Linked DNA regions of Mus musculus: region 2 is linked to region 1. A link is a contact called in ENCODE Hi-C or POLR2A ChIA-PET data. All regions are on one chromosome and are shown on one strand. The core of a region is the stretch at or near the end of the contact, and the rest is flanking DNA. Distances in the headings are between cores, read along the strand shown.

What was found. A loop is a pair of places that touch in the nucleus more often than their neighbours do. ChIA-PET counts read pairs that join two places held with the same protein, here RNA polymerase II (POLR2A).
Region 2: a map of left cerebral cortex shows a loop between it and region 1 (1.9-fold over the local background). The contact joins the promoter of B230206H07Rik here to the promoter of Deaf1 in region 1. A Hi-C loop is called at or near these places in 1 of 37 maps with a recorded cell type or tissue (left cerebral cortex). POLR2A ChIA-PET finds 5 or more read pairs at or near these places in 4 of 5 experiments (Patski and embryonic stem cell).

What each region holds. Positions count from the first base shown.
Region 1 is chr7:141,326,099-141,329,532 of GRCm38, forward strand. Deaf1 (DEAF1, transcription factor) reads right to left here and starts at 1,627. Exons shown (of 12, transcript NM_016874.3): 1 at 1,181-1,627. The coding sequence starts at 1,472. Tmem80 (transmembrane protein 80) reads left to right here and starts at 2,032. Exons shown (of 6, transcript NM_001141950.1): 1 at 2,032-2,168.
Region 2 is chr7:141,363,325-141,366,758 of GRCm38, forward strand. B230206H07Rik (RIKEN cDNA B230206H07 gene) reads right to left here and starts at 1,786. Exons shown (of 2, transcript NR_033532.1): 1 at 1,711-1,786.

The sequences.
Region 1 (3,434 bases), core at 377-2,876:
TCTGAACACCCACCCAGAGTTAAGCTTCAGCTCTGATGTGCCCTGAATAAAAGCCCAATGCCAAGCCTGCAGCTTCACACTGGAAAGAACGAAACAAGACGCATGGCAAAATGATGGTCTTCCAAGGATTCGCATGTACAAGCATAAAACATATAAGAGCTCCAATTGGTAGGGAGTTCAACACTCAGGAAGGTCAAAGGGTGGGGTGTGTGGTGGGATTGTAGGAGGCAGTTTGGTGTGGTATCACCTGTACAGGGTGATACAGCTCAGCTCAAGGCTCCATTTGTCATAAAACATGAGAATCGGGTGCTCTTTGTGTGAGAAAACAGAAGGAGAAAAATGGAAAACTAAGTGATGGAGAAGGAGGGGATATCTGCATAGGAAGACTAGGAGATACAGCACGGAGCAGCTCATGTCACAATATAAAGCAAGGCTGGTTTCTGCATCGTTACCTTTGCAAGGTTGCCTGCCTTGGATGACTCTCTTGCCCCTCTCATGTCACACTTGAACTGGCCTTTGAGACAGACAGGTCTACCAGCAGTAATGCTGCTGACCATACCTGGGGCACCTCTAGAACAGAACTCACATGTGACCCATCTGTGCTCTCAGCTCCCAGGAAGCAGCAGGAGAGGACAAGGCAGGTGGTAGGTACTGAGAAAGTTCCAAAGGGTAAAACAGACAAAGAACAGAGAGGCACACTCACACAAGGGAGACACGTCTGTATACAGTGCAGAGCAAGGCTAGAGGAGTGAGAGTGTGCTGTGCGTGTGCATGTGTGTGTGCAAGATGGGCATGCAGGGCACTGTGAGATGCAGGGCAGGGAAAGAGCAAGGGTGCAAGTCATTGTGAGATGCATGGGCAGGTGCAGAGTAGGTGTTCAGGGCATTGTGAGTGCACGGGCAGGTGTGAAGTGCACAGGTGGTACAGAGCATGTATGGGGGGCAGGTGTCAGGTGCAGGGGCATGGACAGAGGCAGGGCAGGCGTGCAGGTCACTGTGAGGTGCACTGGCAGGGCAGGTGCTGGGCAGGTGTGCAGGACAGGTGGAAGAGAGCCTTCCCTGGAAGACAGATGTGCATGACAGATGCACAAAGCATATGGAAAGTGGCCTGTGCCTGGTGCATGTGTTCAGAGCTTGCACGCGGGAACCCGGTGAGGCGCGAGGCCGGCGGGCGCACTTGCCTGCGAAGGCGGCGGCGGCGGCGGCGGCCTCATCGGGGCTGGGCAGAGCCTCGGTACCCATATCCATGTGCCCAGATTCGGCCGCCATCACCGCCACAGCGGTGACCCGCCGCGTCTCGCGCTCCGCCTCGGAGTCTGCGTCCTCCTCCGAGTCCTCGTCTCTGCTTAACACCGGCTCCTCCGCCTCGCTTTCCGCTGCGGCCGCGGCGGCCGCCGCCACCGCGGCAGCGGCCGCCACAGCTGCCGCCTCGGCCAGGCCCAGCTGTTTTGCCGCCGAGTCCGAGTCCTCCATACGGACTCCACCGAGTCCGCCCGAAGGCGCTGTCCGGGACCGCCCGAAGCGCCAGGCACCGAGCCCGAAGCGGGGCCCGAAGAGGCCGCCCGAGTTGGGCCGAGGCCGCCCGAAGCCACCGCCCGAGCAGCGACCGAAGAGGCAGTCTGACGCCCGCCGAACCGAGCCGAAGCTGCCCGCAGAGCCGAGCTGATGGCCCGAGTGTAGAACCGAGCAGCTCCGAAGTTTCCCGAAGCGCAGAATCTAGATAATACGAATGGTCCCGAAGCTTCCCGAAAGCTTACGAGCGTTTCTTGCTCGCTGTCTAAGAAGCGGATCTGACTGTGGTCACCGACCGATAGAGCTGGCCGGCTCTGGGCAGTTTCTCCCCTGCTTCCAACGAAGTCTGGGTTCGCAGACAGACCCTGGCGCCACGGGATTTCTCCAACCCCCTCTCGGGGCGGCGAAAGCCGAACCCACACGAGGCCTCGCCGAACTCCGCCGAATACCTCCGAGCCGAGTTCTCCGGAGCCTCAGTGCCCGCCTCCTTCTATCCGAAAGCTCCCGAGTATTGCCGGACGGGAGAATCGGGCCTCGGCCGCTGTCGGACGCTCGCTGCACCGCGCGGCGGGAGGAGCGAAGATGGCGGGAGGGTGCGGCCAAGAGGCTGCTGGGATTGTGGCGGACCCAGCGGCAAAATGGCGGCCGTGCGGCCAGGTGAGGCGGGCGGGGCTACGCGATCGCAGGGACAGTGTGGTCTCATGCTGTCACGATGAGAGGCTGTCTGGGCTGGCTCTGCAACTCCTCTGATTGTCACCTTGTTATTCCGGAACCTGGTGGCTTAAGCCCACTAGCCCGGATTTCTGCGCCGGAGTTGGAGAGCGAGGGGTGGGGGGGGTGTCTTCCGGTTGGGCGTGGGGGCACTTCGGGTATCCCGGCGGCTGTCCCGAAGCTCGTCTCTGTATTCCAGTGATATACCTGAGGCACACACTGGGATACGCCCCTGTATACAACCATATCACACCTTCTGTGACCCGGGGTCCACCTGTGGATTACCCAGAGTACACTATGGTGGCATACGAACTACACAACCATATTTCACTAAAGCTGACATGCATGGCATACCTATGGCTCATCCTGAGCACACCCTTGGCATACCCGCTGCTCACCCCGAGTACGCCCTTGATACACCTATCTCTCATTTTTTCGATATACCCTTGGCACACCGGGTTTACACATTGAGAATATCCAGGACAACCATATACGTATATTCAGCTCACCCCTGGCATATCCACAATACACTCGAGTTCCCCTGTTGCTCACCCCAGATGTAAGGATGAATAAGAATTACGTTTGTAGGGAAAAAAAATGACTTAGTCAACCTCAAACAACTAAAGCAGGCTTGTTCCAGAGACGTGGCTGTTAAATTCTGGCCATTTGATGATCAGGGCACAGGATCTAGTCACTCAATGACCACAGTTAGTTCAAGACAATAGGCCACTCGCTTTAGACTGGGGTTTTTGTAGCTAAGGGTAGGGAAAGGGTGCTTGTTAAGAGCATTCTAGATAAGTTAGCTGTTTTCCTTAGACAAACTGGTTTTGGAATTTCTGGGTCTTTTGTCTTCTTTTGCACCCGTAGGGTGTCTGGGATAGGGATTGGTGTCTGAAGTCAAGGTCAGCTGCTTTTCTTCCCCAGTTCTCAAATTCCTGGCTTTCTGGAACTTTGAGTCCGTTGGCTTTGATGGGATTTTTTTTTTTTTAAACCAGGTATAGCTGTGACACACCCAGTGTGTCCTAGGGTACATCTTGTCACACCTGCAGCTTACCACATATTCATTCATAGCATGCCTCTGGCATGCGCTAGACTCCAGATATTCATAGCATACATTCAGCTCATCCCAAGCACACTTATAGTTCTCCTCAGCACCTCCAAGGCATACCTGAAGTATACCTTGGTACACCCATGGCATACCTGGTTTACACC
Region 2 (3,434 bases), core at 536-3,035, 37 kb after region 1:
ACAGCCCAAAACCTTCCAACCGGGTGGCTTTCAAAGGTCCCATTCTGAGTAGGAGCAGAGTTCAGCTGGCCCAGGAGCATGAATCAGAGGGAGATAGAGGCACTATTTAGAAGACTGTTCCAAGATGAGGGAGGTGTCAAAAAGAGACCTGGGGCCTGAAAGACCTCACTGACAAGTTGGAGAGAGACCCAGGTATCTGCCTGACTGGCCAGAGACTTTCCTTTGATGCAAGCCTTTGGTGCCATCTGCTGGTAGCTCCTTATACATCTTTGGGTGACTGTTAGATACCTTGTATCTGGTGTGAGGACTGTCCTGCATTCCAAATTGCTAGTGAGTCAAATCCTGACAAGGATCACCTGAATCCTCAACGTACTGTGCCGAGACTGAGGTGAAGAGACTGTGCCCCTCAACTAATCCACCACCTACCCAGACTTGGCCTCAGGTCTCAGAGGCTCCAGCCCCTCAGCTCAGACAAGCCCTACAGGACCCAGTCTTTCCAGCAGTCTTCTCTCCAAGATGGTTGGCGCCACCCTTAGGGAGTCTCCAGAACCTGTATCTGCTTCATCTAACCCTCCTAGCCCTTCCCCATCTGCCTACACTTACTGTGGCTTCCACAGAGCTGAGGCGGCTCCAGACCAAGCAGCCTCCCCTGCCCAGGAGCTCTGGACTCCTCACTCCCATGTGCTTGGGGCCCCAGCTGAACAACTGGCTCAGGCCTCTGAGTTCTTGGAAGTTGTCCCTTCTTCTCTCAAGGGCCTTCTACCACCTCTAGGTCCTTTTTAAAAAGTAGAGAGCTGGGTGTGGTAACATACACATTTAATTACAGAAAGCAGAAAGCAGAGGCAGGAGGGAGATCTATGTGAATTAGAAGTAGGTCGACACAGCAAGTTCCAGTCCAGCCAGGGTTACAGAGTTAAAAAAAACAAAAACAAACAAACAAACAAACAAACAAACAAGAAAAAAACTGTCAAAAATCTTTACTTTTAAATATTTTTTAGATTTTCTTGCTTTTACTTTATGTGTATGAATGTTTGCCTGTACATGTCCTACATGTATGTACACCATATACACCACATGTGTGCCGTGCCCACAAAGGCCAGACAGATTCTCTGGAACTGGAGTTATAGATAGTTGTGGGTCCTGGAACCCCAACCCTGGTCCTCTGCAGCAATAACCATCCCTAAAGGCTGAGACAGCTTTCCTTATTAATTCTGTGAGGCACAATCTCACATAGCACACGCCTCATACTTTTGATGTGGCTGATGGATGGCCTCGAAGGCTTCTAGGCAGGCACCCAGTTTAATGTGTTGCTGGGGATAGAGGGGAAACATTCTGCCAACAGAGCTAAGTCCTGAACCCTCAGAACCTTTCAAAGAGAATAGCAGAGGACCACCCATCACAGGCACCTAGTGAAGAGATGGAAGTGTTACAGCCCCAGGGCGAGTTAGCTTGGGACCTTCCCTAACTACTTACTCTTCCCTCTTTGGATGTCACTATCCGGGGCCTGCAAATGAGAGATAACAAACAAGAACCATGCAGCAAGCACTATCTCTAGCATTGGGTGACCTCACTCTGGTCTAGACTAAAGAATGAGACACAAAGAACCCAGGTCACCTAGGCTGGGGTTCAAGTGCAACTTTCCTAATTATAATACAACTCTCCCTGATCCCTACCCAGCAAGTCAGCAGGAATGGGAAAGGTTTGCCCTACCTGTGGGAACCCAGCTGAAGAGGGTCTGTCCATAGGTTGGGTAGATTTGCCCTGGACAAGAACGAAGAATGAACTTAAAACCCCCAAACCTAGAGTTGGTTTCTAAGCTACTTAGCCAATAAGCTCTTCGTGTGTGGGACTGCTGTGACTACTGCTCTGTGCCTAGCTCCACCACCAACAAATATTTCCATGAACAAGGCCCATCTCTGTCTGGGGACAAGCATGTCTTTGTGATCTGCCAACCTCCTGACCACCCACAGCAGGCCATTCAAACACAGGGCTTCCTATACCACTCAGAAGAGGCTTTCCCGTCTTTCTTAGAAAAAGATATAAAATAGTTGACTTCTCAAGGTAATTGGAGGAATGACAGAGAAGCTGAGATGTCCCTTCTACCTGGGTGACCCAGCACAAGATGCACACTTAACCTGGGGACAGTGATGCTTAGCCAAAGTGGCTAAATCTCTGTGCAAATCCCATGAAGGGACCCTGGACATGGGTGAATGCCGAGAAAATGCTTTTTGTGTGGAGAAGCAGAAAGGATCTACCCTGGCCCTGAATGTTCCCCTGGGAGTATTGAATGCAACATGACAGGCAAAACTGTCAAGTGTCAGAGAGAAAGCATGGAGAAGATCTGTAGCCAAATAACTTGTGCTCAAACAAGAAGACGTGAATTTGAGTTCAAAGAGACAATGTGTGTGTGCTGCTATGGGGCATGGAGCAGAGAGGAGTGATGGCCAAGCTATACAGCTCTGAGCATACAAAGCCTAAGAGTCGCTTGCCAGGCATGGTGATTCGTGCCTGTCATGTTATCGTTTGGAATGCTGAAGCAGGAGGATTACCATGAGTTTGAGGCCAGAGCAGGCTTATAGTGCTACCCTGCCCCAAAGAACAACCAAAACTTCTTTTGTTGATCACCACTCCCCAAAGTGCTGTCAAGAGACACATTGCACACTGAGTGGTCTTAAGTGCACACCTCACTGTGGATGGTATTAGGGGCACAGCTGCTTAAGAACTTTCTTCAGGGTTTGAGGTACAGGCGAGTAGCAGGGGAACAGGGAGAAGCACGGGGTCGAGTTCAAGGAGGATCTTTGGATACTTGGTTAGGACTCAGCATCCCTAAGGTGAGTTTCAAAACTCAGAGAGCCCTGCTAGGCTTTCCACCTACAGGTCCTGAGCAAGAACTTTCTGAGGGGTCAGAGAGATGGTTCAGTGGTTAAGAGAACTGGTCTCTCCTCTAAAGAAGCCGGGTTCAGTTTCCAGCACCCTTGCGGCAGCTCACAACTGCCTTAAAATTAAATAATATAATATACAAAAATCTTTCTGTAACTTCCCAAATAAGGCATTTGAAACCTCATCTTCCTGCTTTGAGTGCAACAGTGGTGTGTATGTGTGTGTGTGTGTGTGTGTGTGTGTGTGTGTGTGTGTGTATACATGCTTACATGCCTGAGTGCAAGAAGAGTCAGAGACCAGAGGTCAACACTGATTTCTTCTCTCTCTACATTGGGAAGAGCGGGGGGGGGGGGGGGTAGCAGTGGAGATTGAACCTAGAACCTTCTATATGCTAAGTGTCCTGCTTAGTCTTTTTGTCAGCTTTACTTGAACTAGATTCATTTGGGAAGAGAAAACACTAATTGTGGAAGTGGTCCACCAGATTTGCATGTGGACAAGCCAGGCAGTGGTGGTGGCACATGCCTTTATTCCCAGCACTGGAGAGGCAGAGGCAG